2 separate regions of the Homo sapiens genome follow, and region 2 is linked to region 1. Evidence: chromatin loops called from intact Hi-C (ENCODE). Cell type or tissue: prostate gland. All regions are shown on one strand. Links, peaks and the distances in the headings refer to the core of each region. The heading gives the core; the rest is flanking DNA. Region 1 overlaps ZNF423 (zinc finger protein 423). Region 2 overlaps ZNF423 (zinc finger protein 423).

Region 1 (14,930 bases), core at 1-5,000:
CCTGCTGACAGTGATCGCAGGTGTAAATTGATTCATCCTCCATGTCTTCATCATCCTCATTTCTCTCCTCTTGACTTGTCACGCTGTTCCTGTCTTCCAGCGCACGGCTGGTTTTCTGATCGCACTCTGGCTCTCCTTCTAGGCCTCCTGCCAACAGGAAGAATACAGTCCATGTCAGCTGATGGGGTCTTGGGAAAGGGTTTTAAAAGAATCGCCCGGCATTTATTAAGATACATTTAATTACTCTACCTCCCGGGGTCCATTATCCTTGACACCTCTCAGTATATTAATAGATGGGGTTTTTTTGTAGCATGTGGTGCCATAATTCTCAACCAGATTCTTTAATTCTTGGTGCAAATCTTCTAGGGGGATTTCCTGTCATCTCCCCTCTGTGCACGGATGCTGGGGGCCGTGACCCATCGGAGAGGTGAAAAACCTTATTTGTCTCCTAAAAACCAGATTCAGTTACACACCTTTTTAAAGCCTCCATCAGCTGTTCCTAACACACCTAAACTTTTAGTTTTCCCCACAGCCTTGCAATTTAGAGCTGGGAGATCTCTTAGCCAAGTTCGCCTTCCACACAACAGGCCTCCCAGGGCAGTGACGTTGGCTCAGTTCTTTGCAAAGATGTCCAACTCTGAAATAAAGGAAGTACACATGTTTGAAGAACCATGGATGGTCGAATCTCAAGCTTAAAATGCATCCAGGCTGGGCATGGAATCTCACACCTATAATCCTAGCACTCTGAGAGACCAAGGTGGGAAAATTGCTGAAGGCCTGGAGTTTGAGACCGGCCTGGGCAATATAGCAAGACTCTATCTCTACAAAAAAAAAAAAATTTTTTTTTAATTAGCCTGGTATAGTGGTGTGTGCCTGTAGTTCTACCTACTCAGGAGGATTGCTAGAGACCAGGAGTTCGAGGTTACGGGGAACTATGATCGTGCCACTGTACTCCAGCCTGGGCCTGGACCCTATCTCTAAAAAATATAAAATAAAATAAATAGTGTCACCTGTGACCTGGTACAGGCCTAGACAGTTAGAATCAGTCGTGGAATGATCTCACTGATTTCTTTAAAATAAAACAGCTACTGTGCTTAGCACTGTGCAGAGAGTGGCTAATCTATAGGGAAAAGTGAATTCGTAATCATAATGATGCCTTGCAATTGTGCTGTGTTCCGTGCTTCTTCAAAGCCACCATTATATATGCACAGCCCCATTTCACAGTCTTGCATATCCTAAACTCAAAGAAGGCTCAAAGGATCATGTGATCCAACCCCCTGCAGAGAGGGACAGCTTTGTCTCACAGGTAAGGTACCTGGCATCCAACCAGAAGAAGCAACAGCCCAAGCACCCTACAGAGGCTCAGCTCAACTTCGTGACTCCTGGTCTAGTTCACTTCCCTGCACAACTGTGGGTAATGGAGCACAGCCCCAATCTTACAGATTAATAAGACACACCAGGAACTTGTAAATCAAAGTGCAAAAGCGTGTGGTAAATATAACCCACAGAATATATCAGTAATCCTAATAAATGTCAATGGATAAAATTTGTGTGTTAAAATGCAGAGACCCTCGGATTGGAAAATAAAAGTGTGTGTTGTCTCTTCCCACAGCCTGTCCTGGAAAACAGATTTACCCATCCGGAAACTAGCTGCACTGATTTAAATCAAAGAAAGAGATCTTATTATCCATAAAGGTGTTTTTGAAAGCATATGTACATATGCAAAAGTGCGTGTATGTGCACCTGTATGTACATGTGTGTACATGCAACATCACAGTTACAGGAAAAGGCTCAGTGCACAACCTGCAAACCCCTGAGGGCGGGCGCCAAAGCAAGAAAGACAGACACGAAGCAAAGAATGCACTCAATTCAAGGTGGAAACCACAGTCCTGTGAATATTTCAATTTGGAAACAGATAATGTTATAAGGGCTCTATTTCTCCTGTCTGCACAGAACATGCCCTTCCAAGCACCCGACATCAAGAACCTGGGAACACAAATCGGCTCATCGGAGAGCCAGCTGCTTCCTTCCAAGGCGGGGAACGTTGCACGACACGCCGCCTGGAACTGCGCGGAGGCAGTAAAAATCAATGTTTCCATTTGTGGCCCATCAAAACATCTCTCTTCTTACCAATTAAGGGATGTACAGTTTTTAGGTTCTTTTATTATCAGAACGCGCCAACTCCTGGCAATACAGAAATCCCATTAAAAGTCAGGCAGCATATTTATCTCAGGGAATCTGATCTGCCGCTGCAGTGAGGGTAAGAAATAGAAAGCAAAGAAATGAGAAATATCATTTGGAGCCTTCGATATTGTAAGTCATCATACAACCATGGTTACACAGTCAAGTGCCCGTCTCCGAAATTCCTCGTTTACAGTCTTTCCTTAATAAAAAAAAAATGTTCTGTAGAAAGGGAAAATAAAAGAGCCATAATTCTGGCTTTATCTACTACACCGACCCTCCAGATAATAAGTTACAATCAGCACCACACTTGTGCTACTTTACTTAACACACAATTTAATAGACATATTTAAATTATCCCCTCGTTATTTTTTTGCCGTATTTACTTGGCAGCACTTTCTATAATAGCTCATCTAATCCACAACTGGAACCACAAACATCACAATGTATTTGATCTCTTTAAATCTGGTACATCCTGTTGACTCGGGAGTAGATAAATCAGAATGTCAACTCTCAGGTTTTTATAAGGCAAAAACCCATAAAGTCATCCAAGAGTATAAATCTGTTTTAAGCAACTGTCACCTCCCCTATGGCCGGCTACTAATGGGAAGGGAGGGTGGCTGTGCAGAAAGGGATGGAGACGAAGGCGAGCTCAGGCCACACAAAGGCGCGGACCTCATCCTCTGGGCTCCCAAGGGGTCCCAGCCTGGCCCTCAGGGAGGTGACACAAGACAGGGAAGACTCAGGGGCCTGAAGAAGTTTTGGGGAGTGGGACTTCCCTGAAGACCCAAGGGCCCCTCTGCTGATTCAGCAGAATCAGGCGCTGGAGAACAGGAAGGCCTCCACCCCAGGCAGGGTTTGCCTCTTGCAATGCACTTTCATGCCCAGGAGTTTCTGAACCTCACCATAAGACAAAAGAATAAATGGTGTTATTTTTCCATTTGCAGATGAGAAAACTGAGCCTCTGCAAGGCCACCCAAAGCCATGCCAGGATCGAATCTACACGTTCACGTGTTCATTAAGCAGCACACCTTTCCTGAAGTCCCTGGGCCTGTTGGAGCCCCAAGCTCTCCAAGGCCCAGGAGGCAGAAGTTCTAACAACAGGGAGCTCCAAGGACATCAGACCTACCTGGAGACCGTCTGGGGTTCCTCTTTTCCAGGCCCACCTGATCGGTTGCTCAGTAAGTCCTGGGGATGGAATGATTGGACCTTCCCTACTCCTTCAACCCAGCTCCGCCTGTCCTGTGTGCTGCTCTGTCCAGCCCCAGAGGCCCCTCAACTGGTCCCTGTCCTGAGTCTGGACATCACCTGTGCAAACTCAGAGAACATAGGGCCCAGAGGCCCAGCACCTGGCCCTGCCTTGTGAGTCCCATCACAAGCGCTGGCTCATTTCAATGACCTGGGCTAGAACTGCAGCTCACTGGTTCCTCCAATCACCCCAGAGCCCAGTGAAGCAACTTCAACAGGCCGAGGAGAAGGCCAATGGCTCAATGCTTTTCTGCAGAGGCCTCCAGGGCTGGGGAGGGCTTCCCGAAAACAGCCGGCTGGCTCCTTTCCCTCTGGCTCCTCCCCTGTCCTCCTGGGGGCTGTCTGCAGCAGCATGAAGACAGCTCGCTCAGGGAAGGCCCGAGCCAAATGGATTTCAAATCAGGGACCTCTCCCTCAGGGCCATGTGCATGGGACAGAAACCGAACCAGTGCTGTGAACGCCGACCTGTCCGTCCAGCTGACAAGATTCCCTACCTCCCAGAGCTCATGCTTTCCACGATGGACAACTGTTTTCTGATGTGCACACCTGCATCCTTTTGCCCAGGCATGCCCCAAGAACAGTGAGCATTGATTAAGCACTCAATGCTTAATCAAGTGCAGGCACCTTATGAGTTGATGTCATCATATCCCCATTTTACAGGTGAGGAAAGCAGAGCTCTGGGAAGTGACAGAGCTTAAGTGAGGCCACAGAGAAGTGGTGGGGCTGAGTTTCAAGCCCACTGCATGTGACTCTTAACCACTCTACTACATGGTTTCCTCACAGTAAGACGCAATGAACACCTGAGCCAGGTGTTGGGAGTTTGTAAAACCCCTCAAAGTCCCATGTAGGGTCCTGGTCACAGCCCCTAAGGTTCAGCAACGGCTCTGCTGATCTCTCTCACTTATCGCCCATCTCCACAGCCTTGAAGGTCATCTTTCAACCCCATAAACTTCCAAGTCTCTTTGGTCCAGGGCTTCCCACTCCTGATCTCCAGCAGGAAGATTTCCGTTAAGTCTTCACACAGTTCCCAAAGATCTCCACCAGCCTGGGCACCTACGGAAGTTGGGGCCCCATTACTCTTTCCCCAGGGCTCTCTTCCCTTTGCAGTCAGAGCTCTCAGCATCACGTGCACTCATGCTTTTGTGGGCTAATTTGTCTACTTTCTCTCTCCCTTGGCAGGCTGCATTTTCCACAGACTGCCACAGCAATATCTCCCACCCCACCTGCCCTTCTGCAGGGAGACCTTGACTCCCTCATCATAACGAGGGACCGAATTCTCCTCCACAGTCCCCCTCGGGGCTGGCCAGACTCAGTGGCTCCTTGACCAACAGGATGCAACAGAAGTGCTATTCTAGACTTCTGAGGCTAGGTCAGAAGGAGGCTTGCAGCTTCCCCCTGCATCTCCTGGGACACTCCCCCTTCAAGCCCAGCAGCCATAATATATGAAGCCCAAGCCACATGGAGAGAGAGCACATAGGGGCTCCAGTCAACAGCTCCCAGCTTCCAGCACCGACTTCAGCCATGGGAGCACACCATCTTGGACATCCCACCCCAAGAAGCCTTTGGATGACAGCAGCTCCAAACACCATGCGGCTGCAACTGTACAAGAAACACCCAGTGAGACTGCCAGCTGAACCCAGTTAGCTCATAGTACTGTGAGAAGTAGTAATAAATTATTGCTTCAGGCCATTACATTTTGGGATGGTTTGTTACGTAGCAATGGATAGCCGACCTTCTCGCCCCACACCGGACTATAAGCTCCATGAGGGCAGGAGCTGTGTCTAATTTAGCTCAGTGCCACCTCCCCCAACCCTGGCATACAGAGGGACATATAGTAGGGGCTCAATAAATGTTGAATGAATGGATGAGTGAATTAATTGATTGGTTTCAAAAAAGCAGGCCTCTGAATCCCCACACAGGTAGAGGCAGAAGGAGGGGAAGGGGCCACAGTGCAGTTTATTGTCTGACGATAAGTATTAGATTGAATCATATAAAGGTGCCATTTTTTAGGTCAAAAAAGTTGAATATTGGCAATCTCAAATGGCTCAGCCTCACATATGACGAGGTTGCCCTGTCCTGCCAGCTTCTTCCTGCAGCCAGGAGGAAGAGGGTACACCCACACCAGGAAACCCCACTACACCACACCCACCCAAACCCAGCTTCCCTGAACCCAAGATATGGACTTGGGGGACATTCTATGAGCAAAGAGAGGCAATAACAAAACCTTTCACCTCAATCATGTTTCGCTGGAAAGCACTGAATTTTCAGGCCAGTCACAATGGCTTACGCCTGTAATCCTAGCACTTTAGGAGGATGAGACAGGAGAACCTATGGAGTTTGAGACCAGCCCAGGCAACACAGTGAGACCCCATCTTTACAAAAATTTTAAAAATCAGCCAGGCATGGTGGTGCACGCCTGTGGTCCTAGCTACTTGAGAGGCTGAAGCAGGAGGATCGTTTCAGCCCAGGAGTTGGAGGCTGCAGTGAGCCGTGTTCGCACCACTGCACTCCAGCCTGGATAACAGAGCAAGAGTCTCAAAAAATAAAGTAAAAGTAGTGAATTTTCCCACCTCACTGAGCTACTGCCCTTAAGAAAGGGCTTGCATTCAAGATGATGACGTTGAGAGCAGACAGCGGACCCTGCAGAAACGCTGTGCAGCAAGACAGATGGCCCCATGCCCTCTAGAGGGAAGGAGCAGCAGAGGCCTTGCCAGGGACAGAGGGCCTTGCCAGGGACAGAGGGAGGTGGCACAGCCTCCCCTACACCCTGAGGGGAGCTGAGTATGGTGTGAGCATCTCCTGGTACCATTTTACACTCACACTGCCCCATTTCGATGAGGACAGAAACTCTATGTGGTAGGTACAATGGATATCCCCATTCTGCAGGTAGGTGCAATGGACTCACCCACTTTGTCAATGAGGAAAAAAAAAAAACAAGGCTCAGGAGCCCATTCAAAGCACGTGCCAGGAAGGGCAGAGAGGAATTTGTATCCAGGTCTTCTGACTCTAGATCCTGACTCTTTTTTTTTTTTCCAAGACAGAGTTTCACTCTGTCACCCAGGCTGGAGTGCAATGGTGCAATCTCAGCTCACGGCAACCTCTGTCTTCCAGGTTCAAGTGATTCTCCTGCCTCAGCCTCCTGAGTAGCTGGGATTACAGGCAAGCACCATCATGCCTGGCTAATTTTCATATTTTTAGCAGAGACAGGGTTTTGCCATGTTGGCCAGGCTGGTCTCAAACTTCTGATCCACCCGCCTCGGCCTCCCGAAGTGCTGGGAATACAGGTGTGAGCCACCGCACCCAGCTGATCCTGACTCTTAACCACTATACGGAAAGGCAGAAAGGGAATGCCTGCAAAATCACGGGGCAGGGGACAGCTGGCTGGGTCCACTGCCAGGAAAAGGGGAACGGGGAGAGGCCCCAGGGGACCAGACTGCCCACAGGCTGCCAGGTCTGAGAACAGCACATTTCCTACCTTCCCAGCAGGGCTTCGCAAGGTCATGAGCCAGGGCCACCAGGGCCTCACCCTCCCAAGGGCCAGCTAGAAAAGGGTCAGCCAATGTCGGCCCCTGGCCAGCACACGAATCAGAAGGAAACTCACCCAGAAGGATGCCTCTTCCTTGCTCTCGTGTCCCGGGAGTCAGCTAGTCAGCAGAGAGCCCTGGGCACACTGAAAACCTCCCAGCCACCATCAGAGGTCCCACCTCTGGGGCCACATGGCTGAGTATCCACAAGATGGAGGCAGGGGGCCAGGAGCTGCCTCCATGCACCCGAGACAGAGAGACCTAGGACAGAGCTTGAGAGACATGCGACAAACCAGGGTCAACAATCACACGCACTCACCCATTCTTTCCTTCATTCTTTCCACAAATACTTATTAAGTGCCTACGGTGTGCCAGGCATAACACATGCACATTTGCTGCAACATACGGGGTGCTCCCCAACCCCATTCATCTTGGCGGCCTCAAAGCCCACACAAAGGCTGGCACAGAAAAGATGCTTAATAAATATGGGGTGGGCAAATGAGTGATTAGATGAATAAATGAATGCCCAAGAGGATACGCTAAGTAGTAAGGGGCCGGCATCCAGGGCTGGGGCTGGTCGGGGACCCAGATTCCGGTCTTAGCTCCAGTACACCTCAGCCCCCAACCATGAGTGACCTTGACCAAGGCAAGTCCCCTACCTGAGCCTCTGATTCCTCATAGGCCCAAAAGAAGCCTGAATCTCATGAACGCCATCCTCTCCAACCTCACAGTGGGGAGGCGGGGCTCACCTGAATGCATGGCCACTATGAGACAGGCACACAGCTCAGCTCCACATCAGGGGATATAGGAGCCTTGTGGGGTTTCGAGGGGATAGGGGAGGCCAGAGCAGGGATGGACGGGAGGAGAAAGGGTGCAGGGGAGAAGGGAGACCAGTGGAGCGGAGAAAGTGAGAGAGCCAGGAACACTGCCAGGTGAGAGTGAGAGGGCAGCGGGGTCAGCAGGACCAGCAAGGCCAGCAAGCCCTGGAAAGGCTTCCCCACCTCTCACTTCTTCTCCCAATCAGATTTGGATGGGAGACCATACCACCCACCCCTGCAGAAAGCAGAACCACCAGGCGCCACATTCTAGGCATATCCAGGGGTTACCAGAGAACCCAACTGTACAGGAGCCATCGGGACACTGGGGTAGAGGAGTGCAGTGGAGCTGATGGAACCAAGTTGTTGAAATAAAGACAGTCATTAAGTAATGACACATACAAGCAGCAGATGGCTGGATGCATGTTCCAGGGACTGTCGGGGATGACAGAGAAAAAACAGAAAAGAATCACAGGCTCTGAAGCCAGCCTGTCTGGGTTCAAATCCACACTCCACCATTTAGCAGCTGGGGGACCATGAACAAGTCACTTGCCCTCTCTGGGACTCATTTAATTAAGTCACATAATTTTAATAAGGTGATATATACAAAGCCAGATGCTTGGCTCATAGTACAGCTTGAGACAATGGTAGCTGGTAAGCACTGTCTTGCTGCTGGGTTATGATTCAAACCAACATGTGCAGCATCGCAGTGCAGACAAAAGCTGGAGGCGTCAAACCCGGAGGGGTCTGGCAGGAGGCCTCACATGCTCCTGAGGATGCAGGAGGACAAGGAATGTCATGGCACAGGCCCTCTTGCAAGGCACGAAAATGTCCATGCATACCAAAAGAAAAAAAATCCACTCCATCAGGAGAGGAAAGTCCTGGGTCCAAGTGTGAATCCTCCCCTTCCCAGACTGTGCGATCCTGAGTAAGGTGCGAGCCACCTCCTCCGTGAAGGGGTGTGATCAGCTTACAACCCACAAGCCCACTGTTCTTGTGCCCGCCCTCTGTAGGTGGCTGAGGGAAAAACGGTCCAGGAAGATACCTACCATTTCCAAAGTCTTTACCCTGGAGCAACACGTTTGTTTTTTTGTTTTTGTTTGGTTTTTTTTTTTTTTTTTTTGGAGACAGGATCTTGGTCTGTCACCGAGGGTGGAGTGCAGTGATGCGATCTCAGCTCACTGCAGCCTTGAACTCCTGGGCTCAAGCAATCCTCCCACATCAGCTTCCCGAGCAGTCAGGATTACAGATGCACCATCAGACCCAGGTAATTTTTTTTCCCCCAAGACAGAGTCTTGCTGTGTCACCCAGGCTGGAGTGTAGTGGCACAATCTCGGCTCACTGCAACCTCTGCCTCCCGGGTTCAAGTGATTCTCTTGCCTCAGCCTCCCGAGTAGCTGGGATTACAGGCGCCTGCCAACGCACTCGGCTAGACCCAGGTAATTTTTAAAATTTTTGTAGAGATGGGGTTTTGTTATGTTGCCTAGGCTGGTCTCAAACTCCCAGCCTCAAGTAATCCCACCTCAGCCTCCCAAAGTGCTGGGATTACAGAAGTGAGCCACTGTACCCCGCCGACATTTCTTTTTCATTAAAAAAAATATCCTCCACCCTAACAGCCTGCACGTTTCCTAAAAACATGTTCCCGAGGGCAAGATGCCTTTTCTGAATCTGAGCACCAGGTCAAAGCCCTGGCTTAGCCTCTATTCAGTGTTCGTTTGGGTCCTGCTCACAGAGAAGAACCCTCTCCTCCATGAACACTCTCTCAAGCAGGCCCCGGGAGGGGTGTGGCCAGGGCTGGGCAAAGAGCCCACCAACCCCAATTCCGCACTCGGCTTGTGCATCCATTGCTGGCCCCAAATTCCAAAAGGCAGCCATTATTTATCTTCAGGTTTAAAATATTTGCAGTGCAGGCAGCGGGGTAACATTTAACACTCAGCCTAAAGGGTCCCCTTGGCAGCAGAGCTCTAGGCAAATATTTTAACACATAATTTGCTGTCCAAGTTCGGCTTCTTAAATAAGGAAGCAACTTCCTGATGGCTGTCTGGGGAGACCCCGGTGTCCCTATCGGTGCCTGTGGCTCTGTGGATGGAATTTCAAGCCAAGGTCCGTCAGAGACATTGAACCTGACCTCGGCTACATCACACAAGCCTTGCTGGGCTGCTCCGTCTGGCCATGAGGGACTGATACAGGACAACCCTCTGCAGAGGCCCACAGAAATGACTAGAAACTTCCAGAGAACGTATCTTCAGTTGTCAGCAAGTCTAGAACCTAAAGGACTAGCAGTGTGATGGCAATCGCCTCCTTCAGGCCAGAACTTCCAATTCCTTTGTATCTTTCGCCTCGTGACCCCCAGCCCCTGTCAGGGAGACGTTACCACCAGACCTATTTTACAGACGGCAAAACTGAGGCTCCGATGGCTGAGACAGCCCCCTCAGTCACTCGGATAACGAGTGGAGAGAAGCTCTCAACTCCAATTCCCCCACCACCACACAAATTACAGAAATGAGTGTACAAGCGAATGGGGTGTGGAGTGAGCACACAGAAGCCCACCCAGGGAGGGGTCTCAACTCCTCTAGATGGTCAGCACTGCAAACACACCTGCTGCTTTTTTTTTTTTAAAGAAGAAAATCCATGGCTCACAGCTGTAATCCCAGCACTTTGGGGGGCCAAGGCGGGTGGATCATTTGAGGTCATGAGTTGGAGACCAGCATGGCCAACATGGTGAAACCCTGTCTCTACTAAAAATGCCCCAAAAAAATAAAAAATTAGCCGGGCATGGTGGCGCATGCCTATAATCCCAGCTACTCGGGGGGCTGAGGCAGGAGAATCACTTGAACCTGGGAGGCAGAGATTGCAGTAAGCCAAGATTGCACCACTGCACTCCAGCCTGGGCAACAGAGTAAGACTCTGTCTCAAAAAAAAAAGAAGAAGAAGGAGGAGGAAATCCACCGTTCTCTATAAAATTTCTGGATGATTTCTAAATGTTGACTTCAAGTTTTAAGAAACACAGTATGGGCTAAACAATATGCCTTGGAGGGCTGGTCCAGCCTGGGGGCTACCCACTGAGGGTCTCTGCCATGGAGTGTGTCCAGCAAGAGCCCCTCAGAGCCCCTAGAGCACAGGGTCATCTGCTCATTCCTCACCAGAAAGAGCAGTCAGCTGAGCAGTCAGCTAAGCAGTGATGAAAGTGTCTCTTCTTTAGAGATTCAGGAACTGAGTTCAAGTCCATTTTTGTGCAAGACCTTGGTTGCTTGTACTTCTGAGCCTCAGTTTCCTCACCTAGAAAATGAGGATGGTACTCATGCTGTGGATGCTCCCTATGGGACCACTTTCCAGGTGACCTCACTCCAGGTCTCTGCCCACCAGGCGCTGGTCAGCAGTGAGCTCCCTAAACGTTGGAACCATGTCAGACACAAATCCTCCACATCTTCAATCAGTCAACAAACATTTACTGAGCACCTACTATGTGCCAGCCCCTGTTCTAGATGCAAACACATGAAAGAACCATACACAGCTCCATGACCAGGACAGGCTGACATTTGGTCACAAGGACCTTGTTTTTTATGGGTGTTCCATACATGCACGAATGAATGACTCTACCCTCCCTGCAGGGCTCAGCTGCCACAAAATCCCCGGAAGGTAAAGAGAGATGGCAGCTTCCCCAACCTCACAGACACTTGCACTCAGCTCTCAACTACAGTGGGTCAGGAATGAGTGGAAAGAAAAGAAGGCAGATGAGAGGGAGGGAAGAGGGGAGGAGGGAAGCAGGGGGGAGAAAAATAAACCTCAAACACCCCCTGCAAGAAAAAATCAAATTTATTTTTCCAGCAAGTAGTTAATGGTGTCACTCCTCCAAGCCTTACAATCTTAATAAAACTGATCTCGCCGCGTGCAGTAATGAAGAACAGTCAGACAAAGCCACCCTGGAACCATGAAAATTGTGCACTGTTACCTCCTCGTGACCTCCTGAGGCAGTGACCATTCTGCCCTCGCCTTGCTGTCATGTTTTGTCTCTGGGAAGGGGGAGATGGGGGAGCAGGGCCGGCGGTGGGCAGGGGAGGGAGGATGGTCAGGCAGCGTGGGGAGCTCGATAAATCCAGCTAATTTGTGGCCAGTGCTAGTGCCTGACACTCCTAATTGCTCTCAGTCCTGGAGCAGAACTCAAGGCTAGGATGCTGGGGCGCAAATCACCCCCCTTGTGGCTGCAAAAAAAGGATCCCGGTTAGGGGAAGAAAAGCAGGGAGAGGAGGGATCTGTACCCCTAAAACCAGAACCAGTGGCCAGGCTAATGGAGTTTGGCTCAGAGCCAAGGATAAACAGAGGCGGTGTGAATGGAGAGCCCAGAGCCCAGGGGCCAGGCATCATCGCTGTGCATTCCGGGCAAGGTGTGCCCTCTCTGGGCCTCAGCTGCCCCATCTGTAAATTAAGGCATGGACCACAGAGAAGCAATTTTAAAAACCATGCACCTTAGCAGCTCAACACTGTGCCAGGGGCAGGCCTGAGGACAGAACTCTAAGACAACACCTCCACACCCAGGGAGCCCCGCTGCCGCCCGCCTTCCACGCCAGGGTCCCGCAGCAGCACTTTGCAGAAAGAGCCTCACTGTCAAAATAGAAAGTGTGTAAAAGTTCACCTGCCCAACTCCTCCTCACCGTTCAGGTCTCAGCTCAGTGAATCTGCACCCCCACAGGGTCAGGCCTCCCCTGTGAGCTCTGGGAGCTCGCTGGGCACCTCTCCTTCTCCACTTATCATAGCAGTCCTCATGATTTTATTTGCTGGATGTGCGAAGGTCTCCTGGGCATGCAAGCTCCAGGCAGGCAAGTCCGCATCAGTTTTGTTCACTCTGCTTCCCCCTTCTCCACCTCTCAGCACCCAGCATAGGGCCTGGTACACAGCAGGTGATTAATAAGGATGTGTTGAAGAAGCTGTCTGGAAGGGCCCTTCCCACTCTGACATTTAAAGATCCAGCCACAGGTCTGTATTTCCAGGGAGGGATGGGACAACAGGAATGAAGCCCGAAGCAGGCCCCTGGTCCTGCCTGCTGCCCCGGGACACAGGGGGCTCAAGGGACTCCCCAGACCCGGCTCTAGGGCCTCTATTATAACCCAAAAGCCAGCAGCTCCCTTCCCACCAATGATCCTCCTACCAACGAGCCTCCAGGTGGGCCTGGAGGGCCAGGGGAGCCCCCTCTCCCTCCAGTCGCAGTGCAGAGGCTCCACAAAAAGCCTTTAAAAATTAACCAGTTGCCAGGCATGGAGACAGCCTGGTGCGCAGCCACGTTCCAGGGAATACGGAAGTGGCGCCTGGAGAAAAGGGAGCAGGACTCGTGGAGTGGCTTTCCCGTGCTATCCCACCCCAGGAGGAGTACACTCAGATTCCAAGGAGCCGCTCCCAGTAAACCCCCATCTAGGCACCCACTCACTGGAGGAGGGTGGCAGCCTCAGCCCACCTCCAAGGATCCATGCAAGCAGCTGGCTCCTCCAGGAGACCCCAGGGGTCTCCCCACCGCTTACCCTCATCCACTTGCTCAGGTCTGCCGGCTTTCTGCCGACTTCCCGTCAGTCCCCAAGAGGGTGTTTGGAGCCCCACAAGTGGGCTGTAAGACATTCTCTGATGTCTCCAGAAACCTGGATTCTGGAAGCAAGGCACAGAACAAAGCCAATGGCCTGGGCAGCATGACACGTCTGCCACAGAGGTCCGAGAAGCCTCAGCACACACACAGCCAGGCAGGGTGTCCCCATGCTCAGCACACATGTGGCCAGGCAGGCTGTCCCCAGGCCGAGCACACACATGGCCAGGCGGGGTGTCCCCAGGCTGAGCACACACGTGGCCAGGTGGAGTGTCCCCAGGCCGAGCACACACATGGCCAGGTGGGGTGTCCCCAGGCCCAGCACACACGAGGCCAGGCGGGGTGTCCCCACGCTCAGCACACATGTGGCCAGCCAGGGTGTCCCCAGCTCGGGGTTGGGGTGTACCCAGCTCGGGGTCAGGGTTTTGATGGGGACTGCACTCAGACCCCCCAGCCAGTGACAGCAAGGCCTGTTTGGCAGCCTAGGACCCCTGGATTCACATTCCTAGGCAAAGAGATGCAGAGACATGGGGGGATTAGCCACAGGCCAAAGGTCAAGTGAACCGCACCAAGGAAACTTCCAGACCCACCCCAGGGACCTGGCTGCCTCTGCCTGATGGCCAATATCAGTGTGATCTACATGCACACGCACACCCCACACCCCACTCACCACCCCCAGGCTCCTCCTCAAACCATCACTTAACTCGGATTTCAAACTGCTGGCGATGTTCTTTAGTCAACATGAAGCAGAAACCTTTTATTAAATGCTGCTAATTTTTTATTGATCACACTGTGAATCATTTCATTTTCCATTACCGCAAATGTCTCCTATCAGAGCTCCACGATCAGGCTTCTTTCTTCATTCTTGAGTAACTTGTCACTTTTAATCAGTTTTCAGTTTCGGTCTGGCTCAAAAATTAGAAAGCGGGCTCTTTGTATCATTATTGCTTTTGTTTAAAAAAAAAAGTTTCCATGCAGGAAAGGTTATTATACTCAGAATAAATATACATGAATCAAATTCAGATGAAATTCCTCCCTGGCTCTAACCAATTTTACCATTAGCTTTTATAATTTTTTTAGGTTTATTTTCACAGAAAGACTGCTCATAATTATTGCTCGTGCTCTCCCAAAACACTTATGTTACTAAAGTGCGAAATGTCTTCTAACACAAAGACAGATCTCTGGGAAGTAATTACAGAAATGCATTCAGGGGCAATAATTCTATATTAGCTGTCAGCAGCAGACATCCTCTGAAAGGCACTTGTTATGAAGGAATTATTTGTGCTACTATTGAAGGCATGGCAGGCAAGCCCAAACTTAAAGACTGCATCTGATCAGAAACATGGGCTCCCTCATCAAGGGTCAAATTAAGTTTAAATCATTACCTTGAAGCCCAGCAAACTCGTACCTGACTGTCTATTGTGAAGACATTTTTGAGGCGCACTCGAGCGCGACGTGGTCTTCCCGTTCGCAGCGTGGTGCAATTACCCTTAGTCTCAAAAGGATTCTGCCAGGAGCTTGTCACAATAGGGAGAGAGGAGGTGGCAGGGTGTCTATTAAATGCTAACTCGTGTCACCAAACAGAATTTTCAA
Region 2 (14,930 bases), core at 3,467-8,466, 99 kb after region 1:
CCTGGACTCCAATTCCAAGTTCTTTAAGGACGCAACAAAACCTCCTTAATCTTCGATCCCAAAATTAGTCACCTGTGATACTCAAGTAGGGGTTTGACTAAGCATTTCTCTCTGACCTTTGAAAAGGCCACTGGGGAAGAAAGCAAAGGGACATGATAAAATGAGGATGCCTGAAAGGAGGGTCCCCGCTGCAACAGTGGTCCTCTTCAGGGGGACATTCCGGAGGGTTTGATTTTCTTCTCTATAGTTTTGTGTAGTATTCTTATCTGCTGCAATTGAGCAAGTATTGCAACATTTTAAGGACTTTACCATTCTGTGAAGGAAAAGATATTAAAAAATATAATTGCCAAGCAGCTCAGAAACATCTTCCGCATAAAATAAAAGAGATACATCTCCCGGCCCAGGTCAGCCATCTGACCTCATCACCCACTTCTCCCGATCACCTGCTCGCTCCAGCCTCCAGCCACAGAGCAGGCCCCCGCCTCATCCCTCCTCAAACACACCAGACAGTCTTCACCAGTTCCCCCACCCCTCATCCTTCCTTGTCTTCCTGAGCCCTCGTCTCTGACAAACTGTATACATTTCACTTCCTTGTCTGGTTACCAACAACAACAAGCAGAACATCAGCTCCAGGAGGGCAGGGGTTTGGATGTTTCTCACTGCAGCAGCAAGAACCCTACCTAGTCTGGGACACGACAGACGCTCAGTAATACTTGATTGGATGGAAGAATGAATGAATGAACAGCTAACTTTTTTTTTTTTTGAGTTGGGGTCTCATTCTATCTCCCAGGCTGGAGTGTAGCGGCTCAATCATAGTTTACTGAAGCCTTGAGCTCCTGGGCTCCGGCAATTCTCTCACCTCAGCCTCTCGAGTAGCTGGGACTACAGGCATGTGCCACCACGCCAGGCTAATTTTTGCATTTTTATGTTTTGTAGCAATAGGGTCTATGTTGCCTGGGCTGGTCTCACACTTCAGGCTTCAAACAATCCTACTGCCTCGGCCTCCGGAAAAATTGTTATGTTGCCTTTTTTTTTCAGTGGGGGTAGAGAAAGAGCTATTCCATTCTTTTTCTGGGGGTAGAATATCCCCTAACCCTGGGATTATAGGCGTGAGCCACCATGCCCAGTCTGAATGATTAACTTGAAATCACTCTTACACATTTATTAAAGCAGCCCCAAGAATCTCTTTTTACACACTTTCTTAGTGACCCTAGTATGAACTGCTAAAAGAACTTCCTGGAAGTACAAGTGCAAGCCATTTCGTTGACTCTTCTCCGATTCAGACTTTTCACGAAATTCACAGTGGCCTCCTGCCCAAAGAGCACCACCAGATGGCCCATCTCCAGGGTCCTGACCCCACATTCCAAATTCAGGCATTTTTCTTGAAGAGCATTTATCACTCAATCAAGCCACCCACCCTGCCAACCCTGAATAACACCACTTACGGGAGGCTCAGCCATCGCTGCTTAGAATCTCACTTGTCCTCAAATATCTCCTGTTTATCTTGGTAACAGTCTACATGAATAGTCCGTTTGTTGGAAGAACATAATATTTTCCTTGGCTTTTAGGCAACAGTCTGGCAAATGAGCATTTCCCCATGTAACTTGTGATGGCTTTATGCGAGCAGTTAATTAGAATTACACAGACATGTTTATAGAAGTTTAAATGAAGCATAGTTCGAGTTTGTGAAAATATATATAATTACTCACACCGACACTTCCCACTGAAAAAGAAAAGGCAACATAACATAAGCAAGTTCCCTAAAAGCAACAGCAGGGGCCTAGAAAAGACTCCGCCAGCTTAAACAGCTCCACTTTGAGGGACTTGGGGAGACCAAACCCTGTTGGGGAACCCACAGACCCACCACCAAATGCTTTGCTCATTAGACTCACACTGCAGCCAACAAATTCCCCAAAGAGCCCCTGGGCGGGCGCCATGCTCCAGGCGAGTCCTGTGTGGATCCTTGTACATACACTACAGTCCCGCCCACGCACACGCAGAAAGGCCATCATCTGTCCCACAACCGGCTATGGAGGAGAGGTCTGGAGACCCAGGGAGGCTCTTTCTCTACCCCCAGGGAGAATGAACCGTATTTTTGGCAGGCTGAGGACTCAAATTAGGGAGGCTTCATGGCAGGCTGGCCTGTGGCCTTCAAGACCCTTTCTAGCCTGGTTCCACTCGCCTCCTGGTCTGATCCCTGCTCCCGCTGGGCCCTCATTCACCCTCCAATGTTGCCAACCCAGCCAGAGCAAGCCGTTTTCTCCTCTATCCCCAGTCCCACACCAACAATGCAGCAGCACCCATATCATGTGGCTGTCCCCAGACCCACGTCATCTGAGCCCTGGGGATGGTCAAGCCGGCTATTCCAGGCAGTTACTCAGATTGCTTGTTAAACTTGAAGGAATCACAGCCAACTCTTTCCACCTCTGTGTTGTGTAGAATGACCAACTGGCTCCCAGATCAGCCTTACAATCTGGCATTGGCAATCCTCACAACGGAACTGCTTTCCCAGGAGTGGGCTGGGCTAGATACCCCTGAAATGGAAGGATCCCACTATCTCATGGACAGAGGGAGTCCCCAGCAGTGTAAACGAGCCCTCCTTCTTTGAGCCCGAGAGTTGGAGGTGGCAGTGAGCTATGATCACACCACTGCATTCCAGCATGAGTGACAAAGTGACACCCTGTCTCTAAATAAAAATGCAAAAATAAAAACTGTCCTGGAGCAAAGTGACCAAACCTGTGCAGAAAGGGTCAGATCCAGATGTCCAGACCAGCATCCATGTTGCCCCCTGGCTTCAGCGGGCACCTACCAGCCAGGAAGGCGGCTGAACTGTGTCCAGACTCCCTTCCTCAGCCCACTCCGCTGCACAGGTTCACCACTGCATGCCCTACCTCCAGATTGGATTTTTTCACAGAAGTGGCCCTTGGAGAAGCCCTGCCAGCAATCCCAACACTGTCAAGAGAAGTCAGCTCCATGGGCTCATGGAGAAGTTCTTGTTCTTCCTCAAAGAACAAGAAGAAATGTGGGGGCTCCAGTGGAGAGGAGGACAGAAACAGGAAAAAAGAGACAGGAATTCAGGTAAGATGGGGGACAAGCGGCTCCTTCATTCAGTCAATATCTCCTAAATGCCAACTACATGCCAGGCACTGTGAATCCCTTCTCCATCCCACTAACCCTTTCTCCTGAAGCCTAGGGACACAAGAGTGGGCAAGTCAAACCTGGCCCCTGTCCGGGGACAGTCGAGCGGCCACTGAGGAAGGAACTGTAAACAAGTGAATACATCAATAAATTCCTACTGAGAACAACTCACATGACATTAAAAAGAGCAAGAGAGAGACAGTAACAGCAGTGGGCCCACTTTGGGAGAAGGGTCAGGGAAGGCCGCGCAGAAGAGGTGACATTGAACCTGAGTCCAGAAGAAGGAGAAGGAGCCAGGCAGGCTAGTACAGAGGAAGAGTCTCAGTCACGGGGAAAGCCATGCAGAGGAAAGAACGGCACAGTCCTAGGACATGAGTTGAGGCCGGGGGACTGATGAGATGTGAGGGAGAGCTCCCATGACATGAGGGAGATGCTCCGGAACCTTGCATGGGAAGAGACAGCCGCTCACACAAGCTCCCCCAGACAGTGCTGGGTGCTCCCCAGCAGCCTTTCCCCCTCCTTCTTTCTTGCTGGCCTAATTCAAATTTTGCTTGAACATCCCCAGATTCACTAACTCCAAAGGGAGCTCCGTATGTTGGCCTGAGATTGGTGCAGGATGTTCAAGGGATGCCGTTGTCAACACAGTGAGATACAAGGGAGGGAACATGGGGACATTTAGGAGAGGTATCTTTCCCCTAAAGACAGGCCTGTGTCAGGGAGCTTCTCTCTCCTGGTCTTTGGACACTGATGTGTCGGGGGGTGATGTCTGGCACCACAGCAGCCATTTCTTCATCATGAGGAGACAAATCCGAGGGCACCAGCCAATGAGTTGAGCAGGACAGAGCATAAAGACAGAAGGCAGCTCGATCTCTGCTGACAGTACTGAGCTGCTCAGCTAAGTTCTCTGCAGCCACACTCCTCCACACTTCTCATCCTAGGAGATCTCACAGCCCCTCATGCTTGAGCTTTTCCGAACTTGGATTGCACATCTTGCAGCTCGAAGCATCCCAGGTGATACAATCCTGTGTCAGCCAGCCAGTTCCACCAAAATTGAATTTCTGACCTGACTGCTTGCTCTTCCTCTTTCCAGAAGACCCTGCAGGTTTCTCTGCACCGCTCCCTGCCAAGAGGAGCTCCAACTATCAGAGATGCAACCCTCTCCCCAGGGGAATTTCACAACCTCAGGGTGTGAGGGGGAACACCTGGCCAGAGCCAGAGCAGTGACATGGTCAAAGTACAGCTCATGAAGACTGAGGCAGGGGGAGAAGAGAACAAAGCGTTATGCTTAATGACACCACCCAGAAATAAAGAGTTAAAGAAACCTCAAAGCGCCTGAGTCCATGTTCTACAGTGAAATCTTTCTTTATTCATTTTATCTTTGTAAATCTCTCTTTACTTATTTTATCTTTGTCTTCAAGAACCCTAGGAAATGGGTTCATTTTCCCTATTTTATAATTGGAGAAACAAATCATATAGGGTCAGGGTTAAGAGGGCAGATCAAATCCCAGTATCTCCAATTATTTACCAGGTTTGTGACCTCGGGCAGCTGTATGACCTTGGGCCGCAGAGCCTCAGTTTCCTCACCTATAAAGCGGAACTAATATAACTATTAGCTGGAGCTGCTGTGAGAACAGCATGAGACCACCATACAGGGCATGAAACTCCCAGTGACTTCCCAAGGCAGTCCATGATGAAGGCCTGGAAGCACAAAGGGATCAACAGGAGCTGTTCTCCCAGGGGACACTTGGGACACCCAGACTACAGGGAAGAGCGCTGCACAGTGAAGAAATTATTGATAAAGTCTGAGCACGGTGGCTCACGCCTGTAATCCCAGCACTTTGGTAGGCCAGGGTGGGCAGATCATCTGAAGTCAGGAGTTCCAGACCAGCCTGGCCAACATGGCGAAACCCCATCTCTACTAAAAAAAAAAAGTACAAAAAAAATTAGCCAGGCATGGTGGGGCGTGCCTCTAGTCCCAGCTACTGGGGAGGCGGAGGCAGGAGAATCACTTGAACCAAGGAGGCAGAGGTTGCAGTAAGCACTCCAGCCTGGGTGACAGAACAAGACTATCTCAAAAAAAAAAAAAAAAGGAAGATGCCAGTATTCATCAGTTTCACCTGCTTTCTTTGTTGCTTCTGACTTTTCCTCCTCTAAAGTGGAGGCTCCATAAAGGCACCAAATATCCGAGGGCCCTGGCCACCAAGGCTGGGTCATCTGGGGTGTGGGGCAGGCATCATTCCTTAGCTAGAAATCCAACTCCAGCCCTGAAGCTTTGTCAAACCATTCCCTTAATGGACAGGTATTATTCTGGGCCCACTTAACTCCAGTAGATTCCAAAATCGGGCCAAGCCAGCTGACCGAGCTGGGCGGCGATGCTGCCTGAGTCTGAAAAACAGATTCTGAGCTCATGAAATGCCTGTCTTCTGGGGTAGCAGGCCCCAGAGAGATCTGCTGAGGAAAAGGCCAGGAATGTTCTGAGCAAAGACAAGCTCCTGGGAATGAGGGTGTGACCTCGCAAAGCGACTCCCTGTCCATATCTCCACCCCCAGCCAATATGGACATCAGGAGAGCTTGAACTCACAGCCACTGGGGCAAAGCCAGAAGGCCCAGGAAGAGCTCCTCAAATAGGCGCTCCTCAAATAGGCAGGTCCTGAGTGGGGCAAGAGGGGGAAGGGTACAGCCAAAAGATGCAGGAGCAGTTATGACAGGTCAGAACAGAGCACCCGAGGGGCCAGGTGAATCGCTGACTTCAAGCCTACAGGGCACATGGTGAACTGAGAGGACCCACTGCAAGCAGGACCCTAAATTCCCCAGGGGCCAGGCAGGGACATCAATGAGTGACTTCAGCCAAGGTCTGGACTGTGATGGACAGAAGAGACATGCCCACCTACAGAAGCAGTCACCACCCCCAGCCCCAGGATGGTAGCCAAGCCTGAAACGGGGACCTTGAAGTCCCAGATCTACCCATTGCTTAGGAGACAGAAGCAAGAACTCCGATTTTTTTCTGTGACATCTCCAATCTCTCAATGTTGATTTCTTTCTTTCAAACACAGCGCAAGCCAATCAAAACACATCTGTGAGCAACACTCAGCCTCCAGCCTCCAGTTCGCAGCCTTCATCTAAAAGGTTGGAAGGGCAACATAAAGGAGTGGGCGCTCAGGTGAGCAACCCTCCTCCTCGCCCAGCCTTACCAGGCCTGGCCCCTCATGGGACCCTGATTGGAACTGGGGTCCACGCACAAGCTTGGGGAGGTTTATCCGCTTTCACAAGCTCCGCCCAGCAGGCAACACCCAGAGCCCAGGACTCCAGCCAGGGGAACACCACTCCGCAGAGAAAACCCTCAGCACTTGGCTCTTCCTGGAGCCTGAATTTCCTCCCCAAACAGGATGGATTTACGTGCGAGAGCAAAGGCCTACGCATGCGCCCAGCTCCAGACCCCGGTATTTATACAGTTTCATAAACTGCAAGCGATTATTTTGTTTCCTAAGAACAATCACTATGCAAATGAAACCTCCAGCTAATACAAACAGGGCTGTTAAATTCACTTGCCAATGTTTATGAAAAGAAACTCAGCCTGGCCCTAACCAAGCTCGCTAAGAAAATGTTTAATCACAAGACACATTCGAGTGAGGAAATTAGGCAAATAAGAAAAGATGTCCTGACTTCGCTCCCAGAGCCCCCTCCCACCTCCCACCCCCTCCTTTATTCGGCAAGACAATGATGGTGAAATGAAAAGGTTCCCAGAAGACGGACAGATGTCAAGGCTTAAGAAGGAAAAGACAGAAAATGCAGAGATTAGGGAAGCACTGGTTCCCAAATTTCAACAGCCCCCTCAGGACCTTCCCACTGTATATGTTATACTTGTTTTTCAGGGATTTCGTGGGAAGGGAGGAGGGGAGCATGTGCAGGGGGGCAGCAGGGCTGGGTGGGCAGGGAGGGCAGGGAGGGCAGGTGGAAACTCCAGGCCGCTCCTGGATCCTGGCTCTTGCACTTGGCTCCTGTACTCGGTCAGGCCACTGGACCACAGAACTGGAACTCAGGATGGAGCGAGTTCCCAGCTGGGGCGGGCAGTGGCCTTGGCTTCGCACAGCCTGTCACAGGGCAGGCGGCAGGCTTGGGGACCCAGCCAACACCCGAGCAGGACAGAGTGAAGATCCCAAGTCCTCAGTGGGCTGGGCGGTTGTCCCTGAAGAGTTAACAGCCCCAGGGTCAGGATCAATTGGAGGATGTTAGGGCGAAGAAAAATCATCTCATCAGGCTTGCCTGGGCTTAAGGCCCTGCAGTTCCACTACATACAGCCTATATAACCTCAAACAAGTGACTTCCTCTCTCGGTGCCTCAGTTGCCTCATCATGAAAATACAGATTGAGACAGCATGAACACAGTGCTGTGACAATACAAAGAGACCCTAAACGTAGTCAGCAGTCCTGGGAACACAGGCGTGTTTGATGGAGGTTAGCTATCTGCTCCAAGTCCCTCAATGCACAGATGAGGCCCAGAGAGGGTTGGTGGAGTTCCCCAAGTCACACAGATAAACAGCAGACAAAGGATTTGACCCCGGCTCCAGCCTCTCCAGCAGAGATTTAGGGGAAGAATGGGTGGAGGCCAGGGCTGGGCCCTGCCCTGCGTCCCCTCTGGGAAGCACGCTCGCCAAGGAGGCGGTGGTAGGAGGGACCTCTGGAGCCACTGCTCCCTGGGGTTGGGGGAAACCGGAGCCTGGTCCTGGCAGGGCTTCCCAGGGGCCCGGGCAGGGGCAGCTGTCCAGAACTGTCTGTCCACGGAGGGGGCAGGGTGGCTGCCACTCGGAGCACGCTGTGTGCCAGTCCCTGGGGCCGGGCCGGCTCAGCCTGCAGGCTCCATCCAGAGCCCGCCCCAGGGGATGCTGGGGGAGAGCGCCAGGATCAGAGCCGCCGGCTGTGCGCTCCCCTCCCCCAGCAACAGGGGACTAAAGTGGGTCAAGGAGGAAGGAGGGGGCCCAGGAGGGCTGGGGGAGGGGCCAAGGAGCTTGAGAAGGCACCCAGGGGGAGGGGACCAGGGGAAGATGCCTGGAAAAGCAAAACCATGTGTGCAGTGCGCCTTGGGGGGCCAGGGCTGAGCGGCAGAGGGGCTGCTGAGGCCTTGGGGGGAGTCTCAGAATCACCTCCGGATTAACACCAGGGTGGCTGAGCCTTGGCTCTTGCCCCAGAAAGTCAGTCCTTCACTTTCTCCCACCCCCTGGCCTTGGGGGGCTCCCTCTTCTCTGAGGCCCTCAGCCTCTTCCAGAGCCCCCACACCCCATGGGCCCCCAGCCAAGGGGTCTGTGAGGAGCACTTTCAATCAGTGCTGGCCCCCTGGCTCAGCCCTGGCCTTGAGCCCAGCTGTCCAGCCGGGAGGTGGGGTCTGAGGAGGGTGGAGAGAAGAATACAGACAACCCCATCCTGGGCCCAGACTCAGCAGGACTGTGGCGGTGCCAGGCCAAGTCAGGCCTCATCACCGGGAAGAAGGGTGAGCATGGGCCCCACATCCCCGCAGAGGCGTTCCTGGGGGACCTGGTGCAAAATAAAAGGGAGGAAGGCAGGAAATGGCAAACAGCGACGCCCCCTAGCCAGGAAGGGAAGCCAGGCCACAGACCCCTCAGAGACAGGGCTGGGGGCCCACAGTCTGCTCCGGGGAGATGCGGGCCAGTGGGCAGCCTCCACCCCTGGCTGGGCCTGACCCAATCATCAGCTTCTCTCCCAGCTCCCCCACCCGGCATGGCCCAAAAAAAAGGGACGCAACCACCCAAGCAACTCGATATGGTCCAGAAACCTCCAGGGTCCCCAGGTTCCAGGAAGCCTGCATAGGAGGTGGTGGGGGGGCAGAGGATGCAGAGGGTCCGGTGCCTGGGAGTAAGGTTTCAGCAGGGAGGGGAAGAGGAGCTGCTGCTCCCGGGTGTTGGTGCCAGTTGACAGGCAGCCGGGAAAACGGGGCCCAGGAGGGGCACACACCCACAGGTTCCAACTTAAGCCCCGGGGAAAATGCTGATGGGAAGAAGAGGCAGGCTTCCAGGCCAGGTCCTGGGCCCAAGGAGCAGTTTGGGTGGAGACAGAGAGAGGCCCAGAGGACAGGGCCCTGTTTTGAATCCCTCAGCAAGGCCACCTACCCCGACAACCACAGCTAAGATTCCTAGCTGAGCCAACTGGACTCCTGGGGCCTTGTGGGGAAAACACAGTAGAAAGGAGGACCCCCCCAGCCTAAATACCTTAAATGCAGCAAACACCTCCAACTTCGCACCTAGCAGAACAGAGGTGCTGGCCTAGTTGTGCCAGGCCTTGAACCTTGCTGGGTGTGCAGTTCCCAAAAAATCAGGAAGCAAGTACAGCCCTGCCCACCACCTGTCTCAAATGTCCCAGGACTTGGCCTGGGACATCCTCCACCTCCAACCTGTCCAAGCTGCTTCTCTCCCAAGTGAGCCTCAGGAGCAGGCCCAGTGGGGGAGGGGGTTGGCATGGAGGGAAGGGGGACTTAGTCACCAGCTGGGTCTCGGGGGATCAAGGTGTTGTCAGCCTCAGAGTTTACAGTCTGCCTCCAGGAGCTCTGGGAGAAGATTCCGGCATGGTGCTGGCTCACCAGGTGTGTAGACAGTGACCCTGGCAGTTACTCAGGCAGGCACCAGGCATGGGGCAGCCTCACTGTGACATGTGACCTTGGACCTCAGGCTGACCTTCAAAGCTGCCTCACCCACAGGATGGCGAACATAATGGTACCAACCTCACAGGGCTGCAGAGGGGATTCATGAGAACACGTGCAGGAAGCCCTCAGAGAGCCCTGGACGCACAATAACCTCAGTAAATACTCCCCATGAATGCCCTTATCCCCTCCTGATGCTCCTTCTCCCCCACTGAACCTCTCTCCACAAGAGCAGGCTTGGAACTCTCCTACTAGTAAGAAGGCAGGACAGGATACAAAGAGAGGTCTGGGACCAGGCCCAACCTTGTCCAACACGTCCCAGTAGGAAAATGAGCTCAGACCCTGGGAACCCAGGACAGGCCTCTACATTCCCCTGGGAGAGCCTGAGCAATAGGTATTTTGAGCCAACAGATACAGGAAATTCAGAATAAAGCCCACTCAGATTCCCAATTCAAAGTGGACTGTGGACGCCGGGACACATTGGAGCAACTGTTTCCTCACTGGCCTGGTTTGATGTCTGGGGGATGGGGGCAGCTCAGTGTGCAAAGCCAGGCTGAGGGACGTGGGTGACAGTGATGGAGCATCTCCCTCCACCTCCCACCCCAGTAATGTACAGAGGGGGCCCTGGCGAGCTGAGGCCTGGGGGTCAGGGTCCCTGTCCATGGGATATGGAGACCTTGGAAAGGAGCAGCCTGCCTGCCAGCTGGACACAGGCCCTGCTACACGTGGCTGTGTGAGCCAGGGCAAGGCTGTGTGCGTCTCTGAAACTCCTTTCCTCAACTGGCAAATGAAGAGGGACAACCCCTCCCCAGACCCCCACAACCTACTCCCTGGAAACTTGGAGGTGCCTGTGAGAGCCTCTGGAACCACACAGTGCACAGAGGTTGTGCAAACCTTAGGGGTCATTTAAGCACAAGGCCCCGGTGGCTTTCCCTGGGGACTCCCCAGAAAGAACCATGCACCATGCTGTGTGCACGCATCAACAGGCCACCTGCAATGCCACCCCAACCCAGCCATCTCTCCCAGTACCCGACCCTGCCTCTTCCTTCATCCCTGCTCCAGCCCTTCCAGGAGAGCCTGCCAGCACTTGCCCCTGCCCCTCCAGACAGTCACACTCAAAACTCCCCCAGATTTTGTCCCATCATGTCCTCGTGGACAGAGACTATGGCCTCTTCTTCTCCCTCCTTCCCCACATGGGGCGGGCCCAAGGCAGGCAGAGGCAGCCCTAGTGAATGAGTTCAGAGCCAGAGGAGACTAGCCACTGTCCTCTGCAGTTCCCTCTCATCTTCCTACACCAGCGGTCACGTCACTTCCTCTGCAGTGCCCTCCCGGGAGGACCTTGTCGAAGTCAGATAAGCCAGAGCGGTCTCTCAATGAACAATTACAATCCGGGGAGCTGCTCACTCTTTATTGTCTGTCTTGCTACTAAGCCGTAAGCTCCCTGAAGGCAAGGACCCAGCACTAGCATTTGGCCCATCACAAACTCAGAACTATCCATCCAGTGAATGAATGAAGTCAAGAAGGATCCATCCAGAGAAGGAATTTTAAGCGGCAAACCCAGAATCATGACTCAAATCTGTGTGCCAATCTTCATCTGTAATTTACTGGATACGTGCTGATGCACTGGAAGCTGCACCCCCGGGGCCAGGCCTCCAGCCCACCACGCAGGCCTGGGCACCTTGCAGGGGCTGAGCACAGTTCTGGGGCTGGAGTGCCTCCGTTCAAATCTTGCCCTAGCTGTGGGGCACTGGGCCATTTATTTTACTTCCCCGTGCCTCGGTTTCCTCCTCTGTAAAATGGGGATACACATCACGTACCTATTTCACAGGGGTGCTGTGAACCTTGAATGAATCAACGAGTGTTAAGTGCTCAGAACAGTCCTCAGTACCTGGGAAGTGCGCTCAGCGGCATTACGTGTATGAGGATGTACCAGGGAATGGCCCTGCGGCTGTCACTCGCCTTCCCCCAGCCCCACCCCAAAGCGGAGGCCCGATCGGGGTTCCGGTGCCCCAGGGCTCCCGAGGCGCACATCTGGCTGGCGGGCCCGCAGCCCACCCAAGGGCGGCACCAGCTGTGGGCTCGACGCCGCCGTCCCCAGCGCTGGGCCTGGGACCAGGAGTCCTGAGGGCGCCAGACTCCGAGGGGCGGGCGGCCGGGGGGCGGCCCGCGGCGCAGAACAAGCCAGGCCCCACCCGGGCCGCGTGAGCGAGCTGCGCAGCCTGCGCCTTCCCAGCCGGCCCCCCGCCGCGGCCGCTTTGTGCCCGAACCTGGCCCTGAGTGACTGCGCCGCAGCCATGGAGCCCTCCCGCGCGGGGGGCGGCCCAGCGCGTTCCCAATGCCGCCGCCTCAAAGGGGTCCCGGGGCCGCCCCCGCGGGCCGGGCAGACAAGGGCCCGGGAGGGGCTGCGTTCCCAAGCGTCGGCCGGGCTCCCCTCGGGTAGCTGGGCGGGAAGAGCCCCGAGGCCCCCTCCCCTGATTTTCCCCGCCTCTTCCCAGCCATCCCCCCTCTTCCCCGCCTCCTCCCCAACTGCCACCCCACCCTGGATTTCTTCCTCCTCTCCGACCCTTGACCCCTTCCCCTCCCCCGCGGTTTCTCCGTCCCCTCCCCTCATCCCAGGACCCAGATCCTACAAGGCAACTGCGCAATCGGACTCCAGGGGGACCGTGGAGGGTTCAGATCCCACCTCCCGTCCTGGAAATCTCGGCCCCCACACCCAGACACTTCCTCCCACCCCACAAGCCTCAGGCCACAGCCCTGGCTTGGAGAAGGGCTAGATGCCTTGGAGAGGGGCCGGCCTCTGAGGTAACGGGCTGTGGGAGCCTCCTGGCCCCATGTGCCCATCTGTCAGATGGGGGTGGGAACGTGGTCCAGTGCCAGGCACAGGGAGCAGTGCAGTGGCCCGCACAGGCAGGAGTTCTGCCGGGTGGCGCTCACAGCAGGCAGGCCCAGGGAGGCCCATCCTCTGAGCCCTCCCAGTTACCTGTGCATTGAGAGGCCTGCATGTCTGCAGCGGAGGAGCGGGACATGACACTGAGGTCCCCAGGGCAAGACTGGGACCCTGAAGCGGCTTCTGCCCAGAAACAGCCCCAAGGAACTGACTCGCGGCCCCAGGAAAGCCTCCAGAGAGAACAGAGCCGGGCCCCACCCAGCCTGCTGGCTGAAGCTGCAGCCTGCACCTTCCCAGCCGGCTCGCCGCCCTCCCAGGGTGAAGAGACAGAGGCTCAGAGAAGGACCCCCACCTGCCACAACCTCCCAGCCTCCCAAAGCATCAACCACAAAGACCTCCAGGCCCCCAGCTCCCCTCATGAAGCAGCCCCCTTCACCATCTGGGATCCAGCATCACCTCCAGGATGGCCTTCTCTGCACAGCCTCCCTGCCTGCCCCAGAACCTAATTTGCTTAACAGAAATATGCTTGCAGATGGCTCCTCACTCAACTAGAATAAACCTGTCCACGTGGTGGCCACAGCACCTTGAATACTGCCTGGTACATAGTAGGTTCTCAGTAAACATGTGCGAGGAATGAATGAACAAATGAGCAGCAGCTAATGATAGCAGCTCCTAAAAGCCTTGAAACCTAAACCGTGCCCCAGATAAGAGGATTCCATGACAAGTGATCAAATAAGTTTGGAAATCACAAATTATTAACATCTCTCAGAGTCCCACGCTGGCATTTTAAGGGCTCCGAGAAGCCGTGAAGTTTTTTTAAAAAAAATTTTAACTCTGTTTAATCCAGTGTTTGCCAAATGCATTTGGCGACAGAAAACTTTTCTCTTTTTGGGGGGGTGGAACATCAACAAAATCCTGGAATACATTTTGGGAAATGCCAATATAAATTTATTTCCCATCCTCACAACCACAACTTTACACATGGCCAGCTGAATCTTAGAAAGGAAGAACTTGCTTCTTTCTCGTTACAGGGTCAGGTTAAACACAATGCTCCGAAAATATCTCAATGAATGGATATAAAGTAAATTCATAAGCAAAGTCTACCACCCACTAGTATGTTCTCTGTCCCTGTACTGAGAGTCTGAATCACGCAAGCAATTTGAAGAGTCTCTTTGCCCTGGAAGCTGGCACATATGACCACTCACACAGGCACACACATGCACACACACATATGCATTCATGCACACGTGTACACACTCTCGCATGCATCCACATGCACACACTAGTACACACAGACTCACACACATGCACACACATACCCAACAGGTACCCACACAGACTCAGACACACGCACAGTCATGCATGCACACTTATGTGCACATACAGGCACACAGACTCACACACATGCACAACTATTATAGGGCATATGCCCTCCCACACAGCCGCTTCCCTGAGCCTGGCCAGGAAGCCCCTTGAGAAGGGCAACTGTTTTCTGGTGGGGTGGGGAGGACGGATTCGAGGAGAGATCCAAAAGCCCCCTTCAAACCTGGTGTCTCTAAAAAGGGCAGGGTTGCCCCAGCAAATGACAGGCTAAAGCCTGAACAACAAGCTCTTCCTTACCTGAGATTTCCTCCTCACCTCTCTCCTGGGAGTAGAGCCCATTTCAAAGGAAAAGAAACTGAGGCTTACCAATAACATGGCAAGGACGTGGGGAAAGAGGGGTAGGAGCCCAAATCTGTCTGCTCAGAATCCTCCCCCCACTCCAGAAGCTTGGGGATCCTAGGTTGTTCCGAAGGCAGGACAGTGGCAGCAGCAAGATCCTCCAGCTCCCCCTTCTCCTATCCCCAGGCACAATTCTGCCACAAGGTCACTGTATGACCTTGGACACCTAGCTTGCCCTCTCTGGGCAAGTTTAATCATCTTTATGAAAAGGAACCTCAGCTGAGGGTTCTCCAAGCTCCAGGACTGCTGGTAAAAAAGAAAGCCTAAGGTCCCCACCTCAGCAGTCAAAAGCAAGTGTCAGGATTCCATGAGGTACTGCCCGTAACGTGCATAGCCCAGTGCCTGTATACAAGGGGTGCCCATTAGAGGCTAGCTACTCTTGGTGTTGTGATTCCATCCCTCAGGGACCAAATAAAAAATGCTACCCGCTCTTCCAGGCTTTACCTGATTCCCCTACCAAAGGGAATCCCCCGAAACTCTCTCACCCCTCCCACAGCCCTCAGCCCACACTTCTGTCCTAGGCTGCCTTGTCTGG

What was found. Hi-C counts contacts between places; a loop is a spot of excess contacts. Peaks named below come from ENCODE experiments on the same cell type or tissue, not always from the same donor. Only the 100,000 strongest peaks of a DNase experiment are listed, where the experiment ranks them.
Region 2: it touches region 1 in a loop (2.0-fold over the local background); 1 of 110 quality-filtered maps calls a loop at or near these places.

What each region holds. Positions count from the first base shown.
Region 1 is chr16:49,730,825-49,745,754 of GRCh38, forward strand. ZNF423 (zinc finger protein 423) reads right to left here. Exons shown (of 8, transcript NM_001379286.1): 3 at 1-147. Among named protein-coding and RNA genes, the nearest start is that of ZNF423, 120 kb to the right of the region's middle. RefSeq lists an enhancer at 13,594-14,175. In prostate gland, for the core only: no CTCF peak of the experiment used is centred there; a DNase peak (open chromatin) is centred at 2,805; H3K27ac peaks cover 403 bases.
Region 2 is chr16:49,826,771-49,841,700 of GRCh38, forward strand. The region is part of intron 1 of ZNF423 (zinc finger protein 423); the gene reads right to left. Among named protein-coding and RNA genes, the nearest start is that of ZNF423, 22 kb to the right of the region's middle. RefSeq lists enhancers at 1,610-2,157, 8,363-9,193, 9,194-10,023, 10,855-11,684, 12,516-13,344. In prostate gland, for the core only: no CTCF peak of the experiment used is centred there; a DNase peak (open chromatin) is centred at 6,489; H3K27ac peaks cover 2,970 bases.